2 separate regions of the Homo sapiens genome follow, and region 2 is linked to region 1. The links are chromatin loops, found by intact Hi-C in ENCODE. Cell type or tissue: mammary epithelial cell. All regions are shown on one strand. Links, peaks and the distances in the headings refer to the core of each region. The heading gives the core; the rest is flanking DNA.

Region 1 (16,891 bases), core at 4,630-12,629:
GCTGAGGCTGCTTCTGCAAGCTTAAGAAATTGGTATTTTGCAGATCCCTGGAGTCCACATGACATTGTCTGGCCTTGTTTGTTACTGCTCTTTTTTCAGTGTGTAGGAATGAAGAATGAGTGCCAATAAATCTGAATGTCAAAAGTCAAATACAAATGTCAAGGCCATTCCACATCACTGGTTGTTTTGAATTCTGAGCCCAATTTTTGCAGGCTACTATGGTGGGGAGAACCACTTGGCTATGTCTCCATTTACTTATCAAAGGCTACTCCAGGCATAACAGACCTAGGCTGCAGGCAAATGGCCTTCTTATGCCATACAAGCACAGACTAACTCATCAAATGAAAAAGAATAGAGTTTGAAATTCCTTTATGAGTTTTAAGAATATTTCCTGTGAGAGAAATTTTGAAAGCTGCTCAATTAAAAGCAACTGTACTTCATATATTTTATTTTATTGTGTTGTTGGCTTCATTTAGGTTGAAATTAGGGAATCTAGCATTGTTATTGGTGTTTACTTTTTTGAGAAGTAGAGCAACTCAAATTATTCAGCAGGAGCAGAAGGGTTTGGTTGATCCTATGTTGTATTTATGCCTTATATGGTATTTTAAGATCTTATACAGGTAAATAGAATCACATAAAGGTAAGAAACTACCGGAGCTGTGGCTCATGCCTGTAATCCCAGCATTTTGGGAGGCCAAGGTGGGCAGATCACCTGAGGTCAGGAGTTCGAGACTAGCCTCACCAACATGGTGAAACACCATCTCTACTAAAAATACAAAAATTACCTGGGCATGGTGGTGCATGTCCGTAGTCCCAGCTACTCGGGAGGCTGAGGCAGGAGAATCGCTTGAACCCAGGAGGAGGAGGTTGCAGTGAGCCAAGACTGCACCACTGCATGCCAGCCTGGGTGACAGAGTGAGACTCCGTCTCAAAAAAATTAAAAAATGAAGAAAAAATAATGAAAAGAGAATAAACTATCTCCTTTGAGAAGACAAAGGAGAAAATAAGATATATTAAGCTCCGAGTTTGAATCAGGAACTTAAAAAATATACATATGTTATTTTATTTAACCCTCACTGGAAGCATGCATATTTGCCCAATGCCTAACTTTATCAAATGTTAATACTCTGTCTCAAAAAAAAAATTTTTTTTTTAAATCATACCCTATGTGGTCTTTTGTGCCTGGCTTATTTCACTTAGGGTAACGTATTAAATATTCACCTATGTCATATTACATATTATTCTTTGTATTGCAAAATAATATCCTAATGTATGTATACGCTACATATTTATCAGTTTATAAACATTTGGGTCATTCTCAAATTTGTGCTATGAACATTCATGTACAAGTTTTCATGTGTTTATGTTTTTATTTATTTTGAATATATATACTCAAAAGGAATAGAGTGCTGGGTCATCTGGCAACTCCATGTTTATCATTTTGAAGAACTGTGAAGATTTTACATTTCCACCAGAAATATATGAGAATTCAATTTTCTTCATATTCTTACCAACACTTTTTGTCTTCTTGTTATTTTAGTCATTATAATATTCAAGAAATGGTATCTCACTAGGGTTTTAATTTGCATTCCAATAATGTCTAATGATGTTGACCATCTTTTCATATGTTTGATGACCATTTTAAAATCTTCTATGGAGCAATAGCTATTCAAATAATGTGTCCATTTTTAAATGAGTTCTTTACATTTTTATTATTAAAGTTGTAAGTGTTCTTTATATACTCAGTGGACAAGTGTCATATTAGAAATAAAATTTGCAAATATTTTATCTCACTCTATGTATCTTCTTTTTATATTATTTGAAGTTTATTTTGCCTGATATTAGTAGAGCTACTTGAGCTCTATTTTGGTTGATGTTTGCATGGCATATCATTTTTCTATCCTTTTACCTTCAAGATATTTGATACATATAATCTGAATCTGAAGTATATCTCTTGTAGATAGCATAAAGTTGGATCATTTTTAAGTCCATTCTGCTAATATCTGCCTTTTATTGGAATGTTTGACACATTTACATTTAATGTAATTGTTGACAAGTCAGGATTTACTTCTGCCTCTTTGCTCTTTGTTTTCAGGCATTATGGGTCTTTCTTTACTCCCTATTCTTCTATCACAGCCTTCCTTAGTATTAAATGAATATATTAAAATACCATTTTAATTCCCTTTTTTTTTTAACGATGTAATTTTAAATTTTATTTTTGTAGTGGTTTCCCTGTGGATTACAATGAACATTTTCACTTAAAACAATGTAGGAATTCAATAAACATTTTTACTTAAAACAATCTAGGATTGATAACAACTTAGTTTCAGTGGTAGAGACAATCTTTGCTCATGGATAGTTCCATTTTCTCCTCCTTTTGCACTGTTATCATTAGCATATGCATATGACTTTATGCATCATAATATAATCAATGAAGTTTTTATGTATTGCTTAATGTAGCTGCCCTTTAAATCAAATGGGAAAGAAAGGGGCTTACAAACTGTATTGTCTCTAATATTTATTTATGTAGTTATCTTTATGGGTACCCTGTTTCTTCATGTGAACTTAGGGTACTGTCCAGTGCTTTTTCTATTTCTTCATTTTAGCCTGAAGGACACCCTTTGGTATTTCTTGTAGGGCAGGTCTGCTATTAATTAATATTCTCTTTATTTCTCTCATAGACATACCTTTACTTCTCCTTCAGTTTTGAAGGACAGTTTCGCTATTGGTTTTTTTCTTTCAACAGTTTGAATATGTCATCCCACCACATCGTGGCTTCTATGGTATCTAATAGGAAGCCTGCTACTAATCTCGTTGGAAATCATATGCGATGACTCCTTTTTTCGATACCTTTACAATTCTCTCATTGTATGTGTGTTTTGACAGTTTAATTATGATGGGTCTAAGTTATTATGTCTTTTAGTTTATCTTACTTGGAGGTCATTGAGCCTCTTGGATGTATGAATTAATATTTGTTAACAAATTTGGGGAATTTTCAGCCATAATTTCTTCAAGTATTCTTTTTGCCTTATTTTCTTTCTCATCCTTCTAGGACTTCCATTATGCATATGTCAGTGTGATTGATGGTACCACATAGTCTTTTTGAGGCTTTGTTCCCTTTTATTTATCTTTTTTTATTTCTGTTTCTCAAACCATAAAATCTCAATTTAGCTATCATAAATTCACTGTTTTTTTCCTTCTGCCTGCTTAAATCTGTTTTTGAACCCCTCTAGTGAACTTATTTCAATTATTGCCCATTTCAATGACACATTTTATTTATTTATTTTAAAAATAATTTCTATATAATTATTAATATTCTCTGTTTAAGGTATTATTCTCATATTTTATTTAATTATTTAGATATGAAGTCCTGTAGTTTGTTCAACATATTATGATACGTTAAAGTATGTTTAACTGACTTAAAGTTTTTTTTTATTAACATCAATATATGTATGGGCATCCTTGGAGAGACTTTAACTTACTGCTGTGCTTTCCTTTTCCCCTTCCTGCCCCCACATGGGTTTACTTTTATGTTTCTTTGTGTATCCCATAATTTTTATTGAAAGCTGAACAATTTAAGTAACGTAATGTGACAGCTCTGAAAATCAGATTCACCTCCACTTGCCAAAGCTCTTATTTGATTACTGATGTTTATTGCTGTTTTTTTTTTGGTTTTTTTTTCATTTTTGGTAACTTTCCTGGAATAATTCTGTAAAGTCTGTATTCCTTATCATGTGCAGCCACTGACATCTCTTTTCCATTAACTTAGTGGTCCACTGATTTCTACAGAGATTGCCTTAAATATCTTCATCAAGTAGAACTCTCTTCCTTTGCCAAATATTCACATTTGTGCTGGGGCAAGCCTTCAGTGCTCCAGCAGTTTACAACTCTGTAATTACCTTCACTTCTTGGTTTTTCAGGATTCAAGATCAGACAGAGGTGAGAGAGTAGGGCCTGCTGGGATCTTTCCTACCCTTGTGCACAACTCTGTTCATGCGTATAACATTGTGAATCCCTGGGAATATGTAGAGATTTTCAAAGCCCAGTAGGAAATATTATTCCCCATATTTTCATCTTAAGCTTTTTGACAAGCTTCTTGTTTGCCCCAACTTGCTTTGCTGCCTCAGGCATCAGCCACGTTAAACAATTGCTGCTGATTGCTTCAACAAACTCTCTTATGATAGGGCTTTCCTCCCTGAATGAGCTTTAAGTCAGGTCAGATAAAGTTTAAAAAAGTGACAGTTCTTCAGTTTGGAACTTCTGAAGATCTCCAAACTCTACCTCTTCCAGTGTTTAGTGGACTTCTAGTTTTTACTGCTTTTATGGCTGCTAGATTGTTAAATTTTAAAGTTCACACAGAGCTGGGGAAAGGGGGATGGAAATAGAGCTTAAAATGATACAAAGCTTGCTGGTTTTGTTGTTGTCATTTTTACCAAGGTTCTGCCTTTTTTCTTCTATAAACACTCCTTAGATTGTTACAAGCCTTTGGTTTATTTCTAGAGTTCTTAAAAAAAGTTGATTTTTTTTACAAATGTTACCTATCTTTCATTGATTTTATGGAGAGACAGATGTTTGGAGGGACTTACTTTATCATCTGGAAGTAATTAGATGTTTGGAGGGACTTACTTTATCATCTGGAAGTACTCTTCTTCATTGATAGGTCTTAAAAGTTTTGGCATTTCAGTACAACATAGATTTATGTGAATTTATCTTTCATTATTCTGCTGGGTACTCAAAGGGAATTTTAATTTGTATCTTTAATTCTGAAAAATTTTCACCAGTTTTATCTTCAATTATTACGTCTTTGTTATTCCTTCTGTTCAAGACTTTGAGTCTTATTTTGTTTCCTGTTGGAGCTTTTAATCTATTCTTCATCTCTATTAGGTGTTATTTCAATGTTTTTTGTCTTGGTCTTGCTACTGCATTCTGAGTTAAATTTTAAATATTGTCTTCCAGTTTAACAAACTCTTCTATATTGTGACTAGTTTTTGAAATTTTTAGGATGATTTAATTATTTTTTTATTTTAATTGAGGGTTTTTATTTATTTATTTATTTTTTTGACGGAGTTTTGCTCTTGTAGCCCAGGCTGGAGTGCAATGGCATGCCCTCAGCTCACCGCAACCTCCACCTCCTGAGTTCAAGCCATTCTCCTGCCTCAGCCTCCTGAGTAGCTGGGATTTTAGACATGTGCCACAACGCCCAGCTAATTTTTTGTATTTTTAGTAGAGATGGGGTTTCTCCATGTTGTTTAGGCTGGTCCGAACTCCCAACCTCAGGTGATCCGCCCACCTCGGCGTCCCAAAGTGCTGGGATTACAGGCATAAGCCACCACAGAGGTTTTTTGTTTGTTTGTTTTTTTAATCCTACCAATAAACTCAGAGTTTTCTTCTCTCTCTTTTTTTATTTTTAACAATCTCTTGGGTTTTTTATTTTGGTTTTTGAAAATGAAGATTTAAAAAAAATTTCTCTCCTGAAACATTCGTCTGTAAGTTTTAAAATGTTGATCATTCCATCTGGAGTAATTCTTCTGTGTATTGTTTGTGATGGTTGTAATTTTAACATTAAATTTCACATGAATTTTGGAATTTGGATTTGCTGGCTCATTTTTGAGTGGGAGTTTGTTGTGTTTCATTTTACTTTTCCTCTCTGTTTATGCTTACTTTTTTCTCCCTACCATTTCTTGGCTCACATTAAATAATGAATCACTATAATGTAATTGGACGTATCTGTGCTGAGACAGTATTAGGGAGAGGGTAGATATGGTCACCCAGTCAGGAAGCATCTTATTGTCTCATTTTAAGTCTCTGGCTGTCATCTCCCTAGGCCTGCAGCTACCAGGAACTAGAAATCTGAAAAGTGTTCAGTGACATCTCTCTACCCCCTTATTTATTCTGGGGAGATTTAAAACTTAAGCCTTCTCAGATCCAGGTGTCATTCAGAATAAGGTTATGTTGCAATAGCTTATAACCCTAACATCTCTGTGGCATTAAAAAACAACAACGAAGTTTCATTTCTCACTAATCTTTAATGTCTGTTGTGGGTCCTGTGGCTATGTCTTATCATCACTTTTATTCTGTGACTGAGATAGATGAGATTGTCTCTTCCTGGATCAAAAGCATATGGGAAAACTGATCAGTGGCTTCTAAAGCTTCTTCCACAAGGCATCATATCATTTTTGCTCACATTCCATAGACTCGAACAAGTCATGAGGCCAAGCCTAACATTAATACCACAATAAAGTAGATTCTGCCCCACTAGAGGGTTAATATTTTATATTAAAGTATAATATGGTCTACCAAATTCTCTTTCACTTATTTTTTTTACCTGTAATAGTGTAACCTTTAGCTACCACTGTCTGCTTTGATTCCCTCAAACTGCCTGAACTATTGCTTCAGCTGTGAACAACACTTTCTATTTCTATTCTATTCTGTGTACTTGTTTTCTTGATTTTAGCCCAATTATCTCTCTGATTTTCTATTTTTCTCTTTGTGTCTCATTGTTCTATGTTTGGAGCATAGGAAGGTGCCTCAGATAATAAATTAAATATCCTATCTCATTCATAATGGCATCAATTTTTTTTGGTGGAAGAAAAACAAACTTCACAAATCCATAATTAAATCTCCTCTCTCTCCCACAAATCACCTTTTGGAATCAGTTTTAGTATCAGACTAGGGAACCAACATCCTCTGTGTCTGGTATGAGATGCAATCTTTATATTTCTTTAAGGTTTTGGTGTTAATTGATCCAGTAGAATTTTTATGTAACCAAAATTTATTCCTTGGCCTGAAATGTTCTCTAATTAGTTACTATAAACTGGTGCTTATTCAGCCGAGCTGTGCAATTTTGGGACTTTTGGGTTAATAAAAGCCTAATCTGCTCATTTGTTTACACTGTTTACTCCCTAAAGGCTTATGCTTTGTGACTGAAAACAATGCTTAATAAGCAGAAGAAAGCATGTTAATTGTAGGCACTGCCATGCTGCTGTGTACCTAAGAGCTGGGCTTGGCTGCAGCTCAAACAGGTCTTGGGTAGAACTAACCAAGTTGCCCTCAAGCTTAACTTCCAATTGTCACAAAATTCATCTTGGGCTTAGAGATGAATTTTAAATACATCGAAGAGTAAAATGCTCTGTTACCAGAGTGGGTCAGTGGAGCTCAGCTACCATCGATCTACACTCTAACTCTCTTCCTCCATCAACCTTTACATCCTCTAATGGAGGAATGTCTCCCATATGAAATAGTGGCCACTCACCCAAATGTAATATTGGTGACAGACAAAGGGAAACTAAGCTCTAACCTCTCTCCCCACCAAAAGTTCACATTTCTTCAGTCAAATCATCATGTGGACAGAAATCAATTTCTTCTCTATGCTGTCACTGAGAAAGAGGGAATATATAAAACTCACGTATAAAAATACAGAAGTAAAATGAAGATCTCTATGTTAAGTGAGTACTATCCAGAATAATTGATTTCCATTACTGGATATCTTCAAATAAATGATTGATGGTAATTTGATATCACAAAAGAGAAAGCAGTATTTTTTATAAAAAAGCTTTATTGGTATAACAGAGGTATAATGACATTTTTTAAAAAGTTACACATGTAATGTATATAACCTTAATGAGTCTGGACACTTGTGATACTGTTACCACAACCAAGGTGTGAAACATATCATCAAGACCACAGTTTTTGTGTATGTGTGCACATTCATGACAGGATATGTGTTACAGAGCTAATGTCTTTATTTTAAAAAGCTTTATTCATTTGGATTTTATTCCTTACTATTATATTCTTTATTCAACAGTTGTCTTTCCATCTCATCTCTCCTGATTCTTCCCCATGCTTTAAAAAATGTTAATGTCTTCTTGAGACTGTCAAAAACAACATTACAACAAATTTCTTTATAGATCTAATTGGCTTTTATAGGTGATACATGAATCAGGGCAGCCTTCATTCTACAAAACTGAACAAGTGTTCTTCTGGGCAGGGGCAAAACACTGGGTTTTGAAAGGTGAAAAGTAGGAAATAGAAAAATGGAAATCTAGTAAGCATCATATTACCTCAGGTTACTTTTTTTAAAGGGGTAAAGCAGAAGAGACTTCCTTATTAGGATTACTGAGGTAAACTGGAATCTCTTGTTTTCAGGAAAGATTGTTTTGTTTGGGGATCTATCTGCTTTCTTAAATTTTCATTTTAATTATGTGGCATTTAGCATGAGTGACTCCATTTTGGTTTGGTCTGGTCGTTTAGGGCCTAGTGCAGGAGTTCAGTCTGAAACAATGGCCTCCCATAATCTTGTTTAACAATTCTAAAAGAAGGTCGTTCCTTTAACTCTATTCCTCTCTGTGGTTTCATCCCTCTCCTTTACCAATCGATTCATATTTACTTTTGTATGTTCTCAAAGGCAAGTTAAATAATACTGCATACTGAAGTCTGTTCAGTGTCCCCACAATCATAATAAAATGTCTAAGACAGACTTATGAGCTTCTCAAACTGTGTTGTGGGTGTACTTTTAGGCTCATGTGAGATCATGAATATGGTGCATTCTCCTGAAGTATCAATTTTACTCAGTACTGAAAACATTATTCTATCATTAAAACAAACACAACTAGATTAGAGAGTATATTGCAAAATCTCCATGAACTTAATACTAAAATAAGAGTCTGAAAGCCGACTGGTACCCCAGATTGTCAATCAGCTCCTATTGGAAGCCTGTCAAGTCCACCATAGAGCAGCAGCCAAACCATTTCATGGGAGAGAACGAGGACTCTGCAGCGAAGTCTGAAAGTGCTGCAGCCCTCTGGACCCTGTGGACTCTCAAAACTAATCAAATGGAATGTCCATCCAAGACAAAGCCCCGCACCAATGTGAAATTGTTGAGAGAAAACCAAAATTTATCAAATAGCTACAATAGAAGCAAAGGAAATAAAGTGGTAAAGAGAGAGAGAGGGGGAGGCAAAGAAAAGGAGGAACAAAAGCAGCATTACCACAGTGAATGTGAATTTTAAAATTATTTTCTCATTTATTATTTTGCAAAAATGACAGGAGAGGGAGCCCTAGAGCCATAATGCTAGAAAACTATCCTGACCCTTCCTCTTTCCTAAAAGTACAAAGAAACTCCAAAGAAGAAAAGAGGAGAAAGATGAGGAGGAGGAGGAAGAGAGGAGAGGAATAGGGGTAAAAATAAATCTTGGTCAACTCTTATACAAACTTATTATAAATTCTTACAGGGAAGGAGAATGAAAACAGAATGATGCAGACAAGGAAATTATGCCATAAAGCTAGTCCCAAAACAAATGAAAACTACAACCTAATATTTTTTAAAAATAGCTAAAATAAGAAGCTATGAAAAAAAGATGTATACCAGAATTAGAAAAACTCTGAAAAGAGGCAATTAGAAAAATTAAGATCTAAAAAGAGAAGTAACAGGACAAATTTAGAAATGAAAATGAACCTTTTTACAATCAGTCTTCATTTTTACTCCATTGCGTTCGACACTGTTGTTCTGAAAGTCTTTCCTGCTCTGGACTCTGGAAGATGTTAGTCCTTCTAATTCTCCTGCAGCTACTGCTTCCTGCTCTAATTCATGGCTCTTCATCACTGCCATAGAAATGGGACGTTTCCTATGGCTCTCTCTGGGCCACATCTTTCAGTTAACTTGGCCCAGTGGCTGCAACAACTTTTAAAGTTTATAAATAACTTTAAATATGGCTGCATTTCAAATAAACCCCTCACTTCTTGACCTGCTCCATACTTGACTATCCAGGTGCCTTTGGGATGTCTCACTGGCATTTCAGGTGGGTCATGTCCAAAGTCACCTACTCAGTGCTTAAATCTACCTCTCATATACAATTTCATAATTTGGAAAACAATGTTTTTTTTCTGTCACTCAGATTCAAAACTCCAGAAGCATCCATCACTGCTTTCTTCTTTGTCATGTTCATTATATCAAATGTCCTTGTTTGCTCATGTCTGCCCCCAAAGTACCTCGAATCTGTTCTCTCCTTTAACTCTTCACTGCCACTCCCTCAACACCACTCTCTACTTGCAATAAATAACTGTTTTTTGCCTTCTCTGACTTCATTTTGTCTCATCTGCTAGTGATGTTGTCAAACTGATCTCAATTGGTAGATCGGAGTTGTCTTCTAGGGGAGTTTATGAATGTAAACAAAACTGTGAATGTGGCCTCCTGAAGTTGCATATTTGACCTGGCTCTGTCTTCTTCAGGGCAACAGATTCTCAACCTGGTTTTGTTGTTAGTACAGTTGAAAGAATTAATTTTAAGAAAAACAAGTCAGAAGAAATTACAGTGCAGTAACTAGTAAAATAATCATGACTACATTAAAATATTTTTAAATACCCTTAAAATGGTTCAAGGTATTATCCTCTAGAAGTGTATTGCTATTTATTGCCTTTTCAATACTCTTTTGTATACCTGAGGCAATGTCTTTGAGAACCTACTTGAAAAAAAGTGTAACACTGTTTTCCTCTTACTCACAGTACCTTGTACCCTGATATTTGTAACATCACAAAACCCACAGAGTTAGGGGCTGACCAAATATACACAGTAAGTTATAGTATTGGGTAAATGAAACAATCCTGCAACAAAAGATTCTTCAGTTCCAATACAGAAGAATAAAGGAAACACAATTTAATTTTGAGAAAGCATTACCAGGTTGACATGTATATAAGGTGGCACACAAGAAACTATAAACTCTGGACAGAATCTTACACAAATCTATACAGCAGTCAAAGAAAGAACAATAGAAACTTCTCTTATCTCCTTGAGAGATAAATAGATGAGCCCTGTCATCTGCTCTATAGTTGTGAGATAGCACAGAGCTAATTTGTAGGTTTACAGTTCCAAGGGGAAGAAGGCCAGAAAACTGAATCAAAAGGACTATCTTGTTTGGGGGTTTATTAAGTTTACAAGGAAACACCCCAAAGGAAAAAAGCGTGAGTATGAAGCCACTTCTCTCCTCAAAGAAAATTTTATAATTTATTTTTACAGTTGCAACTACAATCACTTGTAAAGACAAATCCCAGATTCCTTAGAAACTAGAAGCATAGTAATGAAGAGTTCTCGAAACATCTGCAAGCTACTGTGTATAAATGGAAAATCACTGGGCTATAGAGAGACGGTCAGATTTTTTGTGTGTGGAATTTTTAATGCATTTTGTAATCTCACATCAACTTGATTTTTACTCACATTTCCCACTCCTACATCCTTATCTCGGACCCCTTGGGATATAGAGAAGGACTGGCTGGGCTGGAGTCAGTTGGAATGCAGACAGTGGTAGGTCACACAGAGGCTCTGCAGGTGACTGGGAGATACTCAAGGTTCATAGGATAATTGGATGTCAGTCATTCTGATAGTGGAATTCAATGATATAGAAGAGGATTATTTAGACAATATGTAGTCAAGCAGTCTGCCAATAATTTATTGAGTACCTGCTATATGCCAGGGGCTAGATAATTTCCAAGAACAGAGTATATCAGCATGATAGAGTTCTAACAAAAGATGCTGAGACTTATTGGTGCGGCTGTATATCTGGAGAAGAGCTCCGGTGTCTAGAAAATGAGAGAGGTAAAGAGATTTTACCCTAGGCTGGGTGCGGTGGCTCACACCTGTAATCCTAGCACTTTGAGAGGCCAAGGCGGGCGGATCACCGAAGTCAGGAGTTCAAACCAGCCTGGCCAATGCGGTGAAACCCCATCTCTACTAAAAATACAAAAACTAGCTGGGCATGTTGGCTTGTACCAGTAATCCCAGCTACTCAGGAGGCTGAGGCAGGAGAGTCACTTGAACCGGGGAGTCAGAGGTTGCAGTGAGGTGAGATTGCGCCATTGCACTCCAGCCTGGGTGACAAGAGCGAAATTCCGTCTCAAAAAAAAAAAAAAAAGACATTTCAGTCTAACGTAAAGGAAATCTCTCTAGAAACTGGAGTATTATGTAAGAGATGGTCTTTTGAGAAATACAGGCAGAAGCCATGTAGCATTTGTTGACAACACTGATGGGGGATTCGTGCACCAGGCCCAATGGTGAACTCTAGAATCTCTAGGTCTCTAGGGTTCCTTCTAATTCAAGAAGCCAAGTGAGACACTGTAGCAGACAGTGTCTCCAGGCAGGGTACTGAGCAAAGAGGATAGTGAAAAGGGCAGTGAAACATCGGCCTTTTTCACTGGCAACTTCAAGACTCACTGCCTACAATGTAAGTATTCCTCGTATTCCCTAACAACAGTTCAACTGGAAGAGTGGTTTCTGTGAATCCCTTTGACTTTTTATCTTGCCTTGGTCCTGGCTCCATGGAGGTCCACTGTCCAAGAATAGAAGAGCTGGACCCGCCATGATACACCCTTCGTCATGTTGGCCATGTCTGGATAGGTCCCTTGACTTCAGTGTCTTTCTTAAGGTTCCTGCCTTTGGTTCTCTTTGCTTCCTCTTTGGATTTATAGCCGGTTTCTGACTCTCTTGTGCTTGAATCTTATTTCTCGGTTTTCTGTCTCTATCGCCTTCTAGACTATTACTTGTGATTTAAAAAACTATATTTGCTAGCTATCTGAAAATCAAGTTAACATTAGCAAAATGTTTTAGCAATGCTCTGGGTTTCTACATCTTTACTTTTCTGCGGAAGGTGAGAGACATCTTACATTTGGTTAGGATATTTCTTAGTTTCCCTTGTGATTTTTGGTTTTAACAAATGAGCAAGCCCCAGGGTGATTATTATAACAATTATTTTTACCTACGGGCAAGAAAGGGAAACATATTCAACCACTAACATTGACTTAGCTTTATTTTTAAGCATCCCAATCATTAGCACCATTCATTCATTTAACAAATATTGAACTCTGTTTTACAGTAATTTACTGTGCTGAATGTTATAGGGAATGAGAGTGTGCATATTACATGTTAATGATATTGCCTAGCATTTAGTAGGTGCTTAATTAATGTTAGTACATTTGGCTGTTGATGATGACAAAAATGATGAAAGTGGCATACATAGTATTAATGAAGTCTATTTTCTGTATTATAATATTTGGAAGTTATAGGAGATTAGCAAACAAGCTGCAAAGTACCAAATAAGATATATTAAAGCAAGAGTTCAGTCTCAAATGCTAGTGAAGGAGGCATTTCTAAATGTGACTAGGAGTCTCCCAATTTGAATTTTCACTTCCCTTAAGGTGACCTGAGCAGAATCCAAATCCTTTGACTTGATGTGGGTGGACAGCTGGTGCACAGAGGAGCTAGGGGCACAATTGAGCTGGAAAGGCTGTTAACTGAAGTATCCTAAGACTGCCTAATTAAGGGGAAGAGATCTGGGGAGCTGGAAGGTGGGAAAGAATTGAATTCTTCTTTATCAAAGGGCAAAGGCAAGGTTATGAAAGTAAATGAGTATTGTGTTCAGATAGAGAAATAGTGGTATAGTGAATGCAGCAAAGATACTTCAAATGACTGAGTCCTGGGAAAAGGAGCATGTGATGGAACATGCCTATTAGGCAGACTAGTGTGTTCCGCTAGAGAAAAGTTGCACTTCGAAGATGTGGCCACTGTCTGGAGGTACATATTTTAAACCACTGTATCCATATCAGTCCAACCACCATGTTTAATCTCAGGAATCTGGAGAGATTTATCCATGGTATCGGGATCAGTAAGCACTGGAAATTAAGAGCGTAAGACTGAAGTAACTATGAAAACTTATAGTTGAAGTGGTCACTCCATCAGCTTCCTTATGTGTTGGCAAGATAGTGTTAGAAAAACATCTTTCTTTTTCTTTCTGTCTTCAAAAAATGAGCTGACACATTCCATCTGGAATGTGTCATTAAGGCCAGTAGCAGATTGCCAAGCCCTCCAACAATGAATTACAGCCATCAAGCTGTGGCATTGGAGAAGTAAGGGTTAATCATTGTGTCATTGGTATCCACAGAGTTCATAATTTTGGACTTTGTGCAAATGGAAAATTGTAATCTTCAGCTGCCTTTTGCCAGGCTACAGAATGGCAGCAGAGTCCAATGTGATAGACATATTAGTGGTAAAAAGCCTGTTTACCTGGTGCAAACAGGGCTTATCTTTCAAGACACTATTTGAAGAGTACGCAGAATTTCTTGGGAGAGGAATATTCTGGAGGATGGATATATTCACTTGCCCCTGTGGCATTTGTTTTCTCCTTGTAATGTCTGTGTGATGTGATGGTAAATTCAGAATATCTGTTCCAATAGACACATTCAATGTAACACTCAACATGATCCATTGCTATCCCATGCTTTGCTTTCTTCGGGTTCCTTTAAATTACCAAAGTCTCTTGTATGTGAGCTGCTTTGACCAGTTTTCATTTTAGGAATGAGAGGAAAGCATCTCTTACCAAAAAAGTAGGAAAATTCCACCATTAGTTACCCATTTAATTTGTTTCAAATAGCATGTGAAAAACAGCAGTCATCTAGGTAAAAGAATGGGCTGAATCCACTAGAGGTGCGTAGTATGAGTTTTTTAACCAAATTCCTTTACTCTAATACTTTTGTGAGATCAGATATAGTTAAAGAATGTTTGATTGGGTGCTAGGAAAGTGAGAGAAAACAGAGCTCATTCACGACAGAGAGAGGAGGCCCTGGTGTGTTGCCACAAATGAGTAGCATCTTGGATAAATGCAAATGTCTGGAAGTCAGGGGAGAGTGGATATTAGCAGAAAATGAATGTGCAAAAGGGTTTGAAATATTTCAAACTTTATAAATCAGCTTGAGGCTACTCTGCATGATCTAACTTTTTTGAAAACAAACATGCTGATCAAGGGGGTCAAATTGGTGAGCTCAGGTTTAATGGACTAAAACTGAGAAACTAAAAATTACAGCAACTGCCAAGAACCTTGCATATCCTTATCAGTTTATGATATTTACTCAGATATATTGATTTCAAGACAAAAATATATCTTTCAAATTGTGTCTACATAAAATATCAGGGTTAATGTAGAAGAACAGGACAACCCATGGAGTAGTACTATTTACCAGGCCCTTTATTTTTATTTTTTTTAAATTTTTTGAGACAAGATCTCGCTCTGTCACCCAGGCTGGAGTGCAGTGGCCTGATCACGGCTCACTGAAGCTTTGATCTCCTGGGCTCCAACCATCTGCCCCACTCAGCCTCCTAAGTAGCTGGGACTACAGGCACGCACCACCAAGCCCAGCTAATTTTCGGTTTTTGATTATTTTTGTTTTGTTTTTATGGTAGGGACAAGGCTTTGCCATTTTGCCCAGGCTGGTCTCAAAATCCTGGGCTCAAATGATTCACCTGTCTTGGCTCCCAGAGTGTTGGGATTACAGATGTAAACATCGCACCCAGCCTCCCTAGGTTCCTTATTTTGTGATTGTGTTGAATGTTTACTACAATCCTCTGAACTAACACAAAGATTTTATGATGTAGAAAATTCTGGTTTAAAGAGTATCAAAGAAACCGTCTGAGGCTATGTGAATCTTAAGGGAGGAATTTTGCATTCAGAACTCTGTGAGGACTCCAGACCCCTATACTTCCTGTAGATGATCCTCCCCTCCAGTAAAGGCACCTGTGTTGAATGAGTGCAGACCATTCAAGGGATTCGGTTGTAGTATGACAGGGGCAGTAGAAAACTTTATCTGTGGATGTGAGAGTCGGTTTAGAAGTTTATTTTGGAAATGTGTGGTCAATATTCTTTTAAATTGCCTGTAAATGTTTCTGCGCTTATTTGTGTGGGACTCTAAATGACAGAATAGATAGGGAAATCTAGTTACCCATCTATCTCCTAATAAATCATTGAAGACAATTGCATCAACAGAAGTATGTGTATTTCATCTTTGCTGAAGGGCACATTTAAAAAAATGTTAGTTCAATAATCTCATTTGTAAATCTCAGAAATCTTGTGATGTATAATTTTTCACCTTAAAGAGTTTCTTTTTCTTTCATTCATTCATTTTTTTGACTTTATGAGAGAATCAGAATCTCTTTGACATCATTTGCAGAACATTGCAGATGAATAAAAGGGTGGTGATTGAGTTATTCCGGTGTTGAGGAAAGAGTGTGGGCTTTCAAGTCAGACATGCCCATGATGAAGCGTAAATATGTATTTTGAGTTATAAAATGAAGACAACAATACTTCTCACAGGATCGTGGGGAAAATTAAATGAGATAATGGCTACAAAAAATATTTAGCTCAATAATTTGAACACACGAAGTAGTCCCTCCTTATCCATGGCTTCACTTTACGGTTTTAGTTCCCCAAGGTCAACCATAGTCCAAAAATATTAAGTGGACAGTTCCAGGCATAAACAATTTATAAGTTTTAAATTGTGTACTGTTCTGAATACTGTGATGAAATTTCACACCATTATGCTTTGTCCCTTTGTCCAGCACATCCGCGCCATCCGTGCTCCCAGCCCACCAGTCACTTAGTAGCTGTTTCACTTATCAGATCAACCATCACAGTGGCACTGTGCTAGTGTCCAAGTAACCCTTGTTTTACTTAATGGCCCCAAAGTGCAAGAGTGGTGATGCTGTCAATTTGCACCCGCCAAAGAGAAACTGCAAAGTGCTTCCTTTAAGTGAAAAGGTGAAACTTCTGGACTTAATAAGGAAAGAAAAAATTATATGCTGACATTGCTAAGATCTATGGTAAGAATGAATCTTCTAAGTGAAATTCTGAAGAAGGCAAAAGAAATTCATGCTAATTTTGCTGTCACACATCAAGCTGCAAAGGTTTTGGCTACAATGCATGATAAGGGCTTAATTAAGATGGAAAAGGCATTGCATTTGTGGGTGGAAGACATGAACAGAAATGTATTTCGAACGACAGCAATCAGGTTCAGTACTGTTCGTGGTTTCTGGCATCCACAGGGGGTCGAGGATAAAAGGGGGCCACTATAGTAAGTG
Region 2 (16,891 bases), core at 4,495-12,494, 570 kb before region 1:
GGTTGGAGAAGGGACCAAGCCTCCCCTGAAAGCTGAGGGGTTTATGGTCAAGAAGAAAGAGTAACTATGGCCACCTTTAGGTCACCAGCCAATAATACTGCTTCTCTATCCTGTTCTGCTGTGACATTTGTCCCAGCAGGTGTTCCAGTCTGTCCTACAGTAGTGAGACCACCTGATATGGTGAGGAAGGCAGGTAATTGATCTTACTCCATCATATCATCACATCTATTTCCACCCCCCGCCCTTGGAGACAAGGTCTCACTCCATCATTTAGGCCGGAATGCAGTGGTGCAATCATAGCTCATTGTAGTCTCAAACACCTGGGCCCAAGTGATCCTCACTGTAGTCTCCCAAGTAGCTAGGACTACAGGCACATGCCACCACACCTGGCTAATTAAAAAAAATTTTTTTTGCACAGAGATGGGGGTCTTGATATGTTGCCCAGGCTGGTCTGGAACTCCTGGCCACAAGTGATCCTCCCACCTCAGCCTCCCAAAGCACTGGGATTACTGTTGTGAGCCACCATGACCAGCCCCATCACTTCTTTTGTAGGTTTGTATTTGTTTTTATTTTTGACAAAGACTTTTATTTCACGGTGACTTCTTCACAAGTTTCCTCAGATGCTAGTCTGAACAAAGGAGAGCAGGGAACTAGAAATGTAGACTTTCTGTTTTTTCCAGCTATGGCATCACTGATCTCATCCATCTTACTAAAGTTTGTGCAGTCTTGATCATTCCCCATTCCCCCAACATGATGGCAAATACCAGTTAAGTACTCATATCTAAAGAAATCCTTTATTAACAGGAAGTTAATTAAGAACATGTACATCTCTGACATTCATCATTACAATGAGTAGAAATTAATTTTTTCAATTTCAGTTAAATTTTATTCAGCAAAAAGCTTTAACCTCTTATAATAAGATGTGAAGAATTATGAGAAATTATTTGCTGTATTTCTGGAACGAATGCATTTAATAATAGGTCAGATGAGCAAAAATGGTTGTAATTCAAATTTGAATAGAGAATTTCTTCGGTGATAGCAAATGGAACAATATGGCTTTTATAAGTAATATTTTGATTTTAAATTATTTAAAATATTCAGATGCTATTCTAGTTTTAATCCACTTTTTGCTTTCTTTCCCAGCATCCTCTGAAAGTTTATATGCTAGAGGTCTCTCCTTCAGCCACTCCTTGATCATCTCCAATTAGAAATCTATTTATTTTTCATCAGAAATGATCAATGCTACAAGTCTGATTAATATGAGTGGTGTGTATATGTGTGTGTGTGCACATGAATTTTAGACAGTTTTCTGCAGAATCATCTTCTGTTACTATTTTTCAAGACAATACTATGACAAGCCAATGTGTTCTGAATAAATTATGCAATCGATGGGTGAAGCAGGCATTTGCTTTCCAGTATTATACATCCCAACTTGTATCACACAGGCAGACTTCTGTTGACAACACTATTGACCTATATATGAAACTTTGAAACTCTGTTTTACATTTACAAAATTTGATATTTCTGATATTCTATGGGCTTCACTTTTTGACATCATGCCTTTGTACTTTTATGCAATTTGATAATTATATTCAGCCCTTTATAAATAGTTAAAATAATGTTTAATCATCTATGGTAAATGTGTAAATTCCTTACTACACACTTTCTGATTTTGTGTGTGATTTGTCAGGAAAAATTCGTGGTTTGTTTATATTTTTTATGTTTTCCTTTTTTTTTTTTTTTTTTTTTTGAGACAGAATTTCTCTCTTTTGCCCAGGCTGGAGTGCAATGGCGCGATCTCGGCTCACTGCAACCTCCGCCTCCCAGGTTCAAGCGATTCTCCTGCCTCAGCCTCCCAAGTAGAGTAGCTAGGATTACAGGCACACACTGCACACTGCCACTACTGGCTAATTTTTGGTATTTTTAGCAGAGACAGGGTTTCACCATGTTGGCCAGGCTGGTCTTGAACTCCTGACCTCAGGTGATCCACCTGCCTCGGCCTCCCAAAGTGCTGGGATTACATGCACGAACCACTGCGCCTGGCCTTTTTTTTTATGTTTTCTACACAAGACCAGATTATATTTTTTAGAACTAAGGAAAAGGAGCACTTAGAAAGTGTGGAAAATCAATGACCTTGCAATTTGATATATACTCTGGAGTATACTCTGAAATCTCAATAGTTTACAGACAAGATAGTAGAAATTAGAAAATACATTTTATATATATGTGTGTGTGTGTGTGTGTGTGTATGTGTCTCTATCTATACATATACACACACATATATGCACATATATGTGTGTGTGTACACATATGTATACATATGTATGTATATATCTGGGTGTGTGTGTGTGTGTGTGTGTATAGATATATATAGATATATATATATATATACCCTTGTGCTAAGGGATATATTTTCTAATATGTATTCATGTATTTTTATAAATCTTAAATTTTCTTCAGTCTCATAGCTACAGACTCTGTAATGTTTTTTGTTAAACTGAAAATAATCATCTCTGGTGAATCTTTCTAAACTGTGTATTTCTAAATGTTTTTACCAGTATTATTGTGTTTTTGGAATCACATTACTTTTTAGTGTAGTGATAGCAAGTATAGCGAGTTAATGCTTTTTTTAAATTAGCAAATTAATGTGAAGATCAGATCTCAAATATCAGGTTGTCTGATCTTATTCAGTATGCCATTTGGCTTAAGAAGTTCTCATTTTGTTTCTGCAGTTCACTCATACTGAGCAAATCTAGACAAAACAAATCCTGTTGCTCACTTGGAATTTAGATAATTGTTTCACAATTCAAAGAAAGAAGTTAATTAGCATGACTTTTTTTCAATTAAAAGTTATTTATTAAATTTTCTTTCCTGAAACTGTTCATTTCCTAGGAAGGTCTAGAATGGAACAAATATAAAACTAAGAAACAGCAGCTTTTACTCCATGTGACAAGGTTTTGTTGAGGGTGCCTGTGGGGCTGGCCATATTTGTCATGTGTGTAATGTGGCTGTGCCTCTGGCAAGCTGTAAGCTGGTAGTTAGTGTGGAGTCTGCATTCCAGCTACCTGGGTGCCATCGCTCTTAACACACTTCTTAGCTCAGATGTTCCAATATTTGTTCTCCTGACCTACAACATTAGGACCACGTGGGAACTTGCTAGATTCTGAGGCTCCCTCCCAGACTTTCTAAATTAGATACTCTGAGGGTGAGGCCCAGAATCTGTGTTTTAATGTGCTCTTGAGGTTATTCTGATTCCACCTAATGCTTGAGAAGCACTGCCCTAGCTTCTGTCTTGGGCAACACTCCTGAATCAGTGCCTAGCTTTTCCCAGCTGTAAAATGTAAAATACAACATTTTTCTCGTAGAATTATTGTGATAATTCAAGAAAATCATGTAAAGTTATTTCTGCAATAGTTGCCTAACAGATAGAGTGCTCTAAGGACACTGAGCGTTCTTCAAAAGCAGTATGGCCTGTGTGCTCCCATGTCTGAGCACATTTGAAAACCAGCCTCTAAAATTACACTTCCTCCTCTATCAATGATTGCAGAATCGAATGTTGCAAATGCATGGCAGTAATACATCCTTTGAAGAATGAAGTGTTATTAAAATTTCATTCCATAATATTTGTATTAGTTTTGTATTACTCAAAAGGCCTATCTTATTTTACTTTCTTAATGAAATTAATTTTTATTTCACTATGAATATTTTTTTCTAGCCCCTACTTTCATTTCCAAATTTTCTCATTTTCTTTTTAGTCTGGATATTTCCTAGATAATTTATTTCAACATTCTAGTACTGTATAATCTCAAATACCCAAAGAAAATACATTTTTTGAAATATTGATGAACTAAAACCAATAGGTATGAATGAGTCGATCCTGTGTTTAATCTACATGTGAGATATCACCTATTCTATTCCATGCAAATAGGAAGGTAAATATGATGAAGTCATTAATAATAACGAAATAAGGCTATTTTATATAAGAATTTAGGTTATGTCCCATACAAATTAACAGCATAATATTACGTGATTAGTCTTCCTGATACTAATATTTTCCTAATTTATTCTTTTCACCAGCTGCATTAAAATTCACCGCAAAGATTCAGTCCAAGGTTCTCACAGGGAACTAAAGGTTAAAATGTGTTTGTTAGCCAATATACAAGACTCTGTAATCTTATATACTACATTGGCAGGGACTGTTGGGATTCAGTTCTGTTCAGCCATGGAGGACACACTCTGTGTTGCCCTGAGACTGTGGAAAATACAGCGTCTATAACATATCCCCTTCTTACAGAGGTATGCATCTTTGAACTCAGAACTCTCCTTTGCTACTCTCATTCAAGACACTGTACAGCCCAGAACTTCCAGCCTGTGGGTTTTTCTCACCCCCTTTCTCTGCCTGAGCCCTCTGCTCAGGGTGGGATTTTCATGATCTCCCCACATATCTTTCTTCTTCTGTCTCTGCTTTTCCTCTCTTCCCAAAGCTAGAAAGCCATCTCCTAGCTTAATTACCACCTCCCATGATCTTGTCTATTTGTTGCTATTAATCTGACCTTAATAAAAGTGTTTCCTGAGATTTCACCTTATGGACATTTGGATTCAAAGTAAGGGCTAGAAATGGAGAGTTAGACGAAGGATAGATGAGCTGATTGCATCTAGGGAAGTCAAGGAGTTGGGCTTGCATTGCAGAGAATGGCTAAGAAAGGAGACCAATCTATGGGATACTTAAAAAACCTATTAAATCTGAATATCTGAGTTTGTCCATTATTAGAATTCTTTCACTAAGTGCTTCTTAAAATGATCAAAGAAACGTTTGGGATTGTGAGAAAAACAGAAACATTGTCCTGTGCATATATTAAGTGTGCTATATCAAATAATATTTCATCTTTAGCCATCAGTAACACATTTGTTCTTAGTATATATATGTCAATCTAAAAAGGGTTTCTCAACCTTAACATTATTAAATTTTTAGGTTAAATATTGTTTTGTTTGGGTGTGGGCCGCCCTGGCATTGCAGCTTCTCTAGCCTCTACATACTAGATGCTGGTAGCTATGTGACCCCTCAAAAAAATTTTTTGGCAATAAAAAATATCTTCAGACATTGTCAGATGTCTTCTGGGGGGCGTAGTCATCCAAACTCGAGATTCGCTGGTCCAGACTGTAAAAATTATCAAACTACTCTTGGGAAAGATGAATCTATTTTAAGATCCACTTGCAAGCTACATCTACATAAATGTCCATTAACCTTTAGTACTTTGTGACCTGATTTTGTGTTTCTTCTTGCATGATTATTTTTTGGGCCCTCAATATATATTTGTTAATTCTATTTCTTCAGTTTCTCTAGATGCTTTATCTGGCCAAATAGTGTATCATAGCAAATTAGTTCTAGAACCTCACTTGTCTTAATATTAGTTAATTGGAATTAATATTTGTTAATTCTATTTCTTTCATTTTTCTAGATGCCTTATCTCGCCAAATAGTGTATCCTGGCAAATTAGTTCTAGATTCTCAATAGTCTTATTATTCGTAGGTACACAATAGTCCAATGCATTAAAATGACTTTCCTTTTAATAGTTCTACGTGAATAAAAATGTATTTCCTGGCAAATTTCACCTCAATGCTGCAAATCCATTGAAAAAGGGAATAATACAGTATCACGATACAGGGAGAAAAACTTAGAAACACAATAAGATATACATACACACAACTTTACGAGAGTAAATAATAAGTAAAGATATATATGTATACACACACACATATACTGATACAGATCACTGCAAGAAAATCACAAATACCAAAGTCAACCAGAAGACGTGAGTAGAGAAAAATAGACAACAAAACAACAAATAATGCAAATTAAAGTGAGATAATCATTTTGCTGTCAAGATAGGAGAAAAACCAAGAGTGGGAAGATATTATGATTCTTCAATCATGTGGGCATGTATCTTTACTGTGTGTGTGTGTGTGTGTGTGTGTTTATCTGCTGAGGGCCTTTGAATACTCTTTCCTTGCTCAGAACAAATAGACAAATATATAATTAAGGCACCTAACAATACAGACCATATTTTCAGGGATATAGCAACTAAAAGGTCTTAGGAAGGCCAACTCAAATCCAAGCACATGGATTCCAGCTGGGGACAGGAGTGAAAGGAGTGGATTTCTTGTGTCTGTGAGCCTAGAGTGAAAAACAGCTTCAGGAAACCTTCACTTTGTTATGTATGGGATGAAATTGAAATCAAGTGTATTGTGTTAGGGGGATCCTACAGGAAGAAGATCTGGGAGATTTTTCTTGAGGTTTGGGGGCAGGCATTTAGCTGAGGGTGGACATTGAGGAGAATCTGGAGGGCTTTTATTAGAAATATGCTTCCATACCTTGCAAAAAACTCCAAAATATCACACCTGTTTCTCAATACCACATGCTTTGTACATGCCATATAACTATTTTTGATTACCAAATTTCATTTTGAGTTTTGATACTAGTTTTAAAATTACAGTTATAGCTGAGCATCATAGCCTGTAGTCCTAGCTACTAGGGAGACAGAGGCAAGAGGCTTACAACACAAGCCTGGACAACATAGTGAAATCCTATCTCTACAAAAAAATATTTAAAAATTAGTCAGGAATGATGACTTGTGCTTGCAGTTCCAGCTGCTTCAGAGGATTGCTTGAGCCCAGGAGTTGGATGCTGCAGTGAGCTATGATCATACCATCACATGCCAGCCTGGGTGACAGAAGAAGACACTATTGTCTCAAAAAATAAAACAACAGTTGTTCAGGATCATTAGGAATATATTTAATCAATGCTTTTTCAGAAATGGTGGTTTAAAAATAAGTAGGCTAGGAAGGAAGTCCTAAGTAGGTATTCTGGTCTCAGACTTGTGCTTCCTGCAACACCTTTAATATCTATAAAATAATTAGAGTTTTTGATTGTGGAGTAGGCTTGATTTGGAACTGAGGATTTTTTTCTAGACATATATTTTAATTTGAGTTTCACTCACTGCCAAAAAAAAAAATTGGCAAGACAGAGAAAGAGGAAAAAAAAAAAACAGGCCACAAAATGTAAAAGTCAAAAGCAGTCATTCCAAATTTGTGTCTTATATATTCTCTCAGACTTTGCTGTCTTCTTTATGTTTCAACATTTTTCAGATAGCATCATTAATGAACAGCCTTCCAGCCCCCCTCCATAATGCAGCTTTTTGATCCTAGTGCCCAACTGGCTTCAATCAATTCCTCTGACCATGCAGTTTATGACTCTACAAAACCTGCCAGGACTCGTTTCCTTAGTATTAGATGCAGGCAGGTAGAAATTGAGAGATGATTCCACATAATGCTCATCAAAGCAGAAAAAAATCAAACCTAATGCACAACAGGGTTACAAAGAGAAAAAGTTAAGCAGTCTGTATTAAAAACAAAAGGAAATAACAGGGACAGAAGAAAAAGAGAAAATAAAACAAGTGATTTCATGTAGGTGCTATAGAATCTTTAACCAAACCACAGGCTCTGATGAATGATCTCTTCTGCCTGAGACTCAGGACTGTCATGGTCCTTATGTCCAGGAAAAGAGCCAGCTCTTTTATTGAGTTGCCAAGAGTTGTCACTGAAGCCATCCTGAAGTTTCCTTGCTTCTAGTTAGATAGGAAGAGAAACACAAATACATTCTCCCTCGGGACGGACACTTCCAAACTAACCACTCCCATCCAGTGGTAACCTACTCCCAAATCCTCCAGGTGGCCTACTACACCCTGCTTTCTTCTGCTTGCAGTTGCCTGACATGACATTGCTCACCCTTTCTTCTTGTAAGTGTTACCTTTTTCTGTGTCCCTTTGTTATAGATGTTTGGCCTATAGTGGAAGGGCCTTACATTTGTGTCACATAAATCATGTCATGTTATTCAGCCCATTACATTTTATGTCAAGTAATACCTTATGGTATTTTACCTTTATCAATATAAAACAAATTTCTTTTGTTTTAAGTTTTTGCCCTAAACTTCAATATTATCTGGTGATGGAGTGGTAAACAGGCTCTTCATTCATGGAGCTTATAATCTAGTGTGAGTAATAGAATAGAACAATTTCTTAAATAAATCAGGAGTTAACGCCGATTGTGATGAGAACTCAGGAGAAGTGTAAGGTATGTTGGAAACAAGGAGCATAAGTTGGATGAGCGATTTAGACAAGTATTCCATATGGGACAGACAGTTCTGCCTGTCTGAAGGACACAAAGGATGTACCAAGGTTATGTTTCTAGACCCAGTTGATTAGACCCCTGGGTTTCTGCTCTTGAGACATTGCCAGAGGCCAAATTAGGCCAAGTCCCTGGGTGTGTTTGCCTCCTGTAGGGCATTTCTAAAACCAATTACTACCTTCAGATCAAGAACATTTTCTCTTATAACATCTCTTGAATTGTTTGGGTTCTCCTTTTAAGAATAACAAGTCATCCCTGCAAGCTCTTTATTTTCTGTTCTCTGTATCCACCGTGTTTTCCCTATTTTTGTTTCTTTGTTCTTTTCTTCTGAATTCTAGGTAGACTTAAGTTGGTCTTCCAAATTGTTGGCATCAATCTGGCTCTTCAGTGCCCCAATGTGGATTTCTAGTATGATTTTCCGTGGTAATTTTCTGTATGTCACATATACTTTTTACATCCTAATATGTGGCTTTATTTTCCTGTCCTGTTCTCTTCATTTTGCTTTTGGCTAGCTTGTATAGAAACATGTTATTTTTGCATTTGTATGGAAGTCATGTTGCTTTTGAATTGTAACAAAATTGAAATTTTCTTCTGGATCCTGCAGTAGATTAGCAGAAAATCTTCTTTTTGAGAAACTTAAGTATTTCCTCTCAGGATTTCTTCAGTTAGCAATTCACTAGGAAACAGAACCCGAAACAATTCTTTCAGTGTAGATTCTTTATTGAAAGGCAATGCATGGGACAGCCAGAACAACCCTGTCTACTCCAAAGGGGAGAACAGTCAGACGTGCCTGCAGCCAGCCCCAGCAGCTGCAGCTGGAATGCCGGAGAGCCAACCAAGGGTCTAGAACATGGATAAAGCTGAGATAATCTCAGGGTGTGTGTGTTACTTTGAATGTATCAGAGTACTTAATTTCTCAAAAAAACATATCACAAGACAGGCTGTCTGTTCATATAGGTAATAGTCTGCACCCTAGATCTGTATTTGGAAGAAGCTTTTCTACAACTGCAGGCCAATTGCTATTCCTGGTGGGTATTTACTAACTCACTTCTGCTTCACCTTGGCCGCTTTTCCCCCTGGCCTATCAACTCAGTTGGAGAGAATCAGAACTGGACATTTTGAACAATGGAAAAAATTGATTTCCTCCTAAATATACTACTAGGGTTTTTGCTGCCTTTGTGCACTCAGAATGCAGTGTAGTAATATTCCAGCAACCACCCCAAACACACACACACACACACACACACACACACACACACACACATACACACCACCCACGTTCTTCTGGATGCCCCACTAACATATACAGGCACACACTTCACAGACACACACTCCACGTGTTCTGCCTAATTTCTTGGTATTCTTTTCTCTTATAAATGTAGTCAACTAGCAGGAGGGCAGGAATACCAAGGAAAAGGAACCAGAATTCTGGCGCTTCCAGAAAGCAGCACCTTAGGGCTATAGGCACAGCTATTATTTTTTGGCCAGATCACAACCTGTAAGAGATACAAAGTGAGTCTGTTTCCTTTTCTACATAACCTCTGTCTTATCATGACAGAAAATGTTGCCGGATTCTGGGCCAAAGTATGAAACAGCATCAGAAAAGCCAGTTGTGTCATCTATCCAGGGATGCCACCATGTGAGAACAAGGTCCCCTAATATTCTAGAGTGCCTGGCCTCCATGCAGGGACAATTGTGTATTTATTTACAAGAATGTGAGCACCAACACTGCAGAGTTTAGGCATTTATGTTCATTGCCGTATCCTCAGCACTTACAACAGAGCCTGGATTCTAGGAGGTGGCTAATACTTTATTTTGGTGAAATATTTGATTAGAGCAGTTATGTGATTATTGGCTGTCTTCCCCTAGACTAGGAGTTCCCTGAAGGCAGCACTATACTCTTTTCTTTGCCAGGTTATCTTCTGCTTCAGGTACAGCATCTAGAACATAAAAAGTAAATACATATCATTTTATGAATAAAAAAGCACTTTTAGAATGCAGAAAGCAGAATGACTAGTAGTATAGCTGTGTTCATGTCTGCCCCTCAAATAAACTAAGTGACCTGACGATAGTGACTCTTGTATTCATCTTTGAACTTCTGACAAACCCAGCACAATTCTTTTAAGTAAGTCCTTGCTTACTAATTATTTGGTTGAATAAGCAAACAAATGGAAACATCCATAATATTAGCAAATATGATGCAAGACATGAAAAGCCTTATGCATTGAAATCTACATGACTTAACCCTAGAAGGCTGAAGTGATACCACACCAGGAAAATTACTAACTTAACAGAACACATCAAAATAAAACATTGTTCAAATCTATATAATTATCTCAATTGCCAAAAAAGTATCTGATAAAAATTCAATAGCTATTCATCATAAGCACAGTAAAAATCATAGGAAAGAGGGTTTCTTTTTTCACAGGGGAAAAATTAAATGTTTCAACAAGCATTACCTTTAATGTAGAAATATGAGACTTTCTAAAACAAACAAGAATAATATGAACATAGCTCACTTTACCATTGCTGCTACAATTATTTATTATTTTAATAGTAAAATTATTAAATATTAAGGAAAAGAATATTAAAAATAAAATCACCAGACCTCACAATATTCAGTATACTTTTAAAAATGAACTTGCAGGAAAATTGTTGTTTCAAATGTGTTTACTAGGAAGAAAAAAATGCAATTATGTAGGATTATGATTAAGACCACAAAAGATAAGTAAAAATGATACATTAAATGCTAATGTGGGGAAATAGAAGACAAAAGAGATGCATGTTAAAAAATTACAAGTTCTAACTACGGTATTAACACCTAAAATCAGTTGAATATCATTTGCAAGGAAAGAATATCGTTTCTTTAAAAAACATATGCTACTTTTTCTGTTATTACCACTAGAAGCTACATTAATTAGACACTGACATATAATAGGATAGACTCTAAGTATAAATTATTTCTCATGCACATAGCACCTTGATTGGTAGATATTATTGTCTTCTTTCTTCCAGGTAAAAGTAGAGGGTGAGAGGATGCTCAGCAGGTGGAGGAAATATACCAAGCCAGGGCACAGGTTTGGTTCTGAATGAAGGGCATGTTACCCTACAACAGTATGAACAAGAAAACATGAGTAACACAAAAGCACTAGATGAACATATACACAAGCGAACATCCTCACACACAAACATCTAGTACAAATAATTAAACTCAGAGTAATTATCAGTGTGATTATGAGAAAGAGATAACTCATGTCCCACACAGATGTAATTAACTATGTGCAAGGCATTGAGTAAGGTCTTAGGATATTCCTCAGGTTTGGAATCCCCTTCCTGCATTTTCACTTGTTAAAATAAAATCACCAAGGAATATTTACAGTGGAATATTTGAGAGAAAGTTTGTATATAGTTTATTTAGTGTTATTTGTGTTTTAATTCTACTTTAGTGTTTTGTTGAAGTATATTAAGATCACGTGGCATATTTCTGTCATAATGTCATTTAGTAAGCTCTCTCCATACCCGTTTCTTCTACGTTATTAATTTTCTTGTCGAGACTTGTATTACTTTTTTATTGTTGTTTGTTCCACTTAAAATAGGGCCATTTTAGTATCTCCAAAAACAATACTATTTCTAATTTTCTTACATTTTACCCCAAGAATCTATCCATATATTACTCAAAAAATTGAAAAAAGGCAAACTTCCAAACAACATGTTAAGGAAATAAACACACTTCAGCATCCAGTTTTCCCTAAAGGAGAAGCAATTACTCCTGGGATACTAAATGAGATTTGTCTGTGGCTCCTCTTTGAGACCAGTTTTCCTCACCAGGGATGACTTATTCATTTGTACATCAAGGAATTCTCAGCTTTCTTACCACTTCTAGAAGCTGGGGACATTTGATCATGTGTAGGACTCCTTACATTTCTGAAACACATCTCAGAAAAGCAGGTATAGCTAAGCCAACATTTTAGAAGTGCAGAAAGGCATTTTCTGGAGGCACACCCTCCAATGCTGCTTTTGGAGTCCTTGTGAGATTTTGATTTGAATCCTCCTTCTGTACCTATTAGCTATTTGAACACTGATGAGGTACTAAACCTCTATGAACCCTAAGTTTTTGTTTATTATATTAAAAATAATGCTAGCCCTTATATCCTAGAATTGTGAGGATAATTATTAGCAGGTCATATGATAGCAAATATTGACTGGGTTCTTAACACACTTCAGGCATTGTGCATGCTATATGTTTGAATCCATCTTTGTATTTAATGCTAACCACTCTATGAAATAGTTGTTATTTATCTCCATTTATAACTAGGAAACTGAGATTCAAATTGCTCATGTAATTTGGCCAAAGTCTCACAGTTAGTTGTCCAGATTCAAATTCCCCATCTATTGGACTCATAGTCTCTATACTTCCAGGATGGTTTTCACACCTATTCAGTGCTCAATAATTGTCAGTCATCACTGTTGTTATTATTGGGAGAACTTTGAAACACATTTCCCAGAAACTCTCAATTGACAAATGTGGAGCCAAGTCTCTTTTCAAGATAGGAAATTTGTCTTGTCTTTTCTGTATATGTGCTATAACATATTGCTTGCCTTCTTGTGAATCCACTAAGAGTCACATGTTGGCGGTATGTATGACATGTTCATGTCTGTCTCCTTTGTCAGGTCTCTCATGGTCCAGACATGAGAAGGTCATCTTTCCTTATTCTTCTTCCTCATTTCCACCCACTGCAGCTTGTACTTGGGCTGTTTGTATCTTGGTAAGTGCAGGAGCGCTTCAGTTCATCATCACTGCTGCTTTTTCCTCTTTCCACATACTGGATCTTGCATTAATGACTTTAAATTTGGAACCATTCATTCTACTGTGGCTGTTGGGCTTTCTCTGTCTTTATAGAGTCTCATTGCAGGAATACTTACTAAGCTCCTGAAAACTGACACACCCTTGCATTTGACAACTGGCTCATTATTATTATTATTATTATTTTATTGTATCATTTATTGATTTTGAACTTGATGCTGGGTTTGATTAAGGGAAAAAACTTAAAGGGTTTTTCTTTTTTAACTTGCTTATCTTTTGACCTTATATCTAATTTCATCTCATGACAAAGAAGAGACATGAAATGTATTTGAGGTGGTACACTGATGATTCCATCTGAATATTGCTTTGTCATTGTTTTGATTAGAAACAATAAATGGTGTTGACAAACTCTGGGAATGATTTTTATAATGAAAGAGAATAGTGAAAGTGGAGAAGTTTCAATAAATGATTTTTAAATAAAATGCTTTTCTTGAATATAAAAAACATGGTGTTGGCAGATGACATTGTAGGAAATATTACTCCAAGATAGACTGGTAAGCCTTTTACCCTTTCCACTTCTCTGTCACTTCTTGTCTTTCTAGAACATCTCATTACTTTCCTTTATGAATTCTTCCCCCAAGGCTCTGGTGTTAGGGGCAGCCTTCATTTTCCATTTCAGTTCAAGGGACTTACCACTTAATTTAAGTTTCCTCAAGTCTGACCCTCAACTCCAAAGTTCCACTCATCATTTCACTTTTTAGAGCAGAGATCACCTGCATGATAGTGTACCTATTGATGGTCCCTGATGTTTCAGAGGCCCCTACTTGTATATTCAGATGAGAATATCAACAGGGCCTTCCTCACATAACTGTAGGAAAAGGTCAAAACCCAGACCCCATAGAGAGACCTGGGACACTTCTAATTTATGAATGCAATTTTTAAAAAGATTTAAAAATTAAATGCTATGACACAAAATACAATACAATAGGAGTGAGTGATTCACAAGATAGTATGAGTATATATAAACATAAATTTATGTGGGTGTTGTAGAGTTGAATTCAAGTTCAAATTTGGGGCTTTTTGTAAATGTGAGTCACAGATTAATTTCTGACATATTGTACCCCTCATTAGGGATACAGCATTATGATAAATTTCTAAGAGAAAAATAACTAAATCACATTGTGGTCATGTTTTTAGTGGGAATAAAACTTAACCTAGAAGAGAAAGCATGTAATGCTTCATTCAAATATGATATTGATTTGCTGTGTGGCCATGGATAAACAACATAACTTCCCAGGACTTTTTTCATTTTTTTTTTATTGGGGATAGTATTAGTTACCACATTGAATGTAACTGGATATGGTGTAAGGACAAATTAATTTGTAGATATGAAATATATTTGAACTATAAAAGACTTTTGGACTTAAAATGGTAATGATGATACAGCCCCCTTTCCTCATGAAAATTAATTTAAAATAACTAGAAGGAAATTCAACCTTTATTGAAAAGAATCTTTGGCCAAATACTGGAAGAAAGGCTCCAGAGCCCAGTATGCCATTTCAGAAGTAGATGGTATGCCCTTCTGAGAAAACAATCTCTTATTTGCAACAATGCACTCTGTGGCAAGTGCATGCCTGGAAGCCACTGAACGTGATGAAGCAACTGGAGGGTCGGAGGCTGAGTCAGGAGACATTGAGACTTACCACTTGTATGAAAGGAGTCAGACAGTGAAGCAAGCTTCAAGGGAAACTCCTTCGGAAGCAGTCCTGAGTGACATCTCTCTCTCGCCTGGGGAGAATTAAAGGCTAAACTAGATATAGGAATACACTTTAATGCATTTCATGGTCAGCCTCTGACAATTACTGTTGTGCTATATCCCACTCTGACCCTCCTCCCATAGTTCCAAGTACTCACTATATTCAAAGGTAAATTACCAGCATATAGTCTATGAAGACTCACCATGTGTAAAAGGGACCATTGCAGCATAAATACCAAGGTATTAAAATAATTAGAATAGAAAGCAGAATAGAAAGCAGTTGAAAAATATTCACCAGAAAAATTTTGTCATGGAGAAAATGAAATTAATTCCCAAATGTATTACTAAATTAAGCAATAGACATTAACAAAACAATAACTTCTTTGAAATAATGTCTCAAAGCAGACATTTGGGAAACAGAAATTCAGGAAGAAATATAGCAAGGAAATAGAAGGAAATGACTGTTAAGCAGATAAAACAAGAAAATTAGTATATTAGTTTGTTCTCATGCTGCTATAAAGAACTACCCAAGACTGGGTAATTTATAAAGGAAAGAGGTTTAATTGACTCACAGTTCTGCATTGCTTGGGAGGCCTCAGGAAACTTACAATCATGGCAGAAGAGGAAACAACCATGTCCTTCTTCACATGGCAGCAGGAGAGAGAAGTGCAGAGCGAAGCAGGGAAAAGCCCCTTATAAAACCATCAGATCTTGTGAGAACTCACTCAGTAGCACAAGCACAACATGGGGGAAACTGCCCCCATGATCTAACCACCTCCCATGAGGATTACAATTCAAGTTGAGATTTTAGTTGAGGACACAGGCAAACCATATTAAGTATAGGAAAGAATAGTAGAAAAGAATGTTACATCCAAAGTTACATTGGAAATAACCTAAAGGAGAATAGAAACGGAAAATATCAAAAAGCATGTGAACAGTGAAAAAATGAAACAAAATAAATTAACAGTGAGTTAAAACAATTGTCAGGATAGATGAAAATAATCTGTTAGAAAATCCAAACAGAAAAAAGAAAAGTTCAGCATATGCATAAGTGGTGTGCCTGAAAAGGAGAAACGAATATATGGAGAAAAAAAATGTTTAAAGTTACTTTTTCCAGATGTGAAGAAGTTTTGAGAATAAACATTTTTGACTTTTAATCTTTTGTTTGGAAGCCCAACATTATGAAAAAAATTATGCAAAATGATCACCGTCAATATCCTAATCCACTTACCTTTTAAAACACAGTCATCCGTTGGTATCTTCAAGAGATTAGTTCCAGGGCTCCCAGAAGATACCAGAATTCACTGATGCTCAGGTTCTTTGGGGTATGTATTCAGAAACCACCAATATAGAAGGCCAACTAGAACAGGGAATCTTTTGGGGAGTCTGAAAGGAGATCAAATCCTAAACAAAGGGTGACTTCAGAATTCCTCTCAGTAACATTCCACATTAGGAAAAGAACAGGTCAATGCCTTTCCAGTGTTTTCAGGAAAAGGCAGTGTAACCCATGTTCCTAGACTCAGTGAATGTATCTTTTAAAGTAAGGCAACTGACAAACAGTTTTCAACATGAAATACTGCTCAGAATCTAGTTGCCAGATTCCTTTAAAAATATTCTGACAATGAAAATGAATAGAGGAATTACAGCAAAAGAACTGTTGATAAACATTAAATATGTTGAAAATATTAAATATTTCTATCTGCATTGATAAGTAAAAATATTTCTGAGAATTATGTTTACAGAACAGAATGAAAATGTTACAAAGAATAATAACATTGAAATAATTTATCTGATACAATTTAGGATGAAAAGTGGAAGAGAAGGTGAGAGGTGGTATGCATATGGTGAATTCTTCATCTTTTATAGCTGAAGGCAAAAAAATGCCACTCAATGGTGATTTATTAAATAACATAGCATAAACATGCAAAGGCATAAAAATGTAGTAAAAGTGTGTAAACAATTAAAATTAGATAATGCAGTAAGAGAAGTGATTGGAGACTAAGTGGAGGTATAAATTTTGTCAGTATTACAGTGAATGGTCAGTAGATAATAAAGAAATGTAGGATTATAAATATTATATTGGCCAGGCACAGTGGCTCATGCCTGTAATCCCAGGACTTTGGGAGGCCGAGGAGGGTGGATCACCT

Evidence for each region. Peaks named below come from ENCODE experiments on the same cell type or tissue, not always from the same donor. Only the 100,000 strongest peaks of a DNase experiment are listed, where the experiment ranks them.
Region 2: a loop joins it to region 1, with 8 times the contacts of the local background. A loop is called at or near these places in 2 of 110 quality-filtered maps.

What each region holds. Positions count from the first base shown.
Region 1 is chr10:82,787,640-82,804,530 of GRCh38, forward strand. The region is part of intron 3 of NRG3 (neuregulin 3); the gene reads left to right. Among named protein-coding and RNA genes, the nearest start is that of NRG3-AS1, 560 kb to the left of the region's middle. In mammary epithelial cell, for the core only: a CTCF peak has its summit at 9,058 (motif pointing right); no DNase peak of the experiment used is centred there.
Region 2 is chr10:82,214,236-82,231,126 of GRCh38, forward strand. The region is part of intron 1 of NRG3 (neuregulin 3); the gene reads left to right. It overlaps NRG3-AS1 (NRG3 antisense RNA 1), which reads right to left. Exons shown (of 4, transcript NR_120666.1): 3 at 15,976-16,130; 4 at 14,779-14,793. Among named protein-coding and RNA genes, the nearest start is that of NRG3-AS1, 10 kb to the right of the region's middle. In mammary epithelial cell, for the core only: a CTCF peak has its summit at 7,728; no DNase peak of the experiment used is centred there.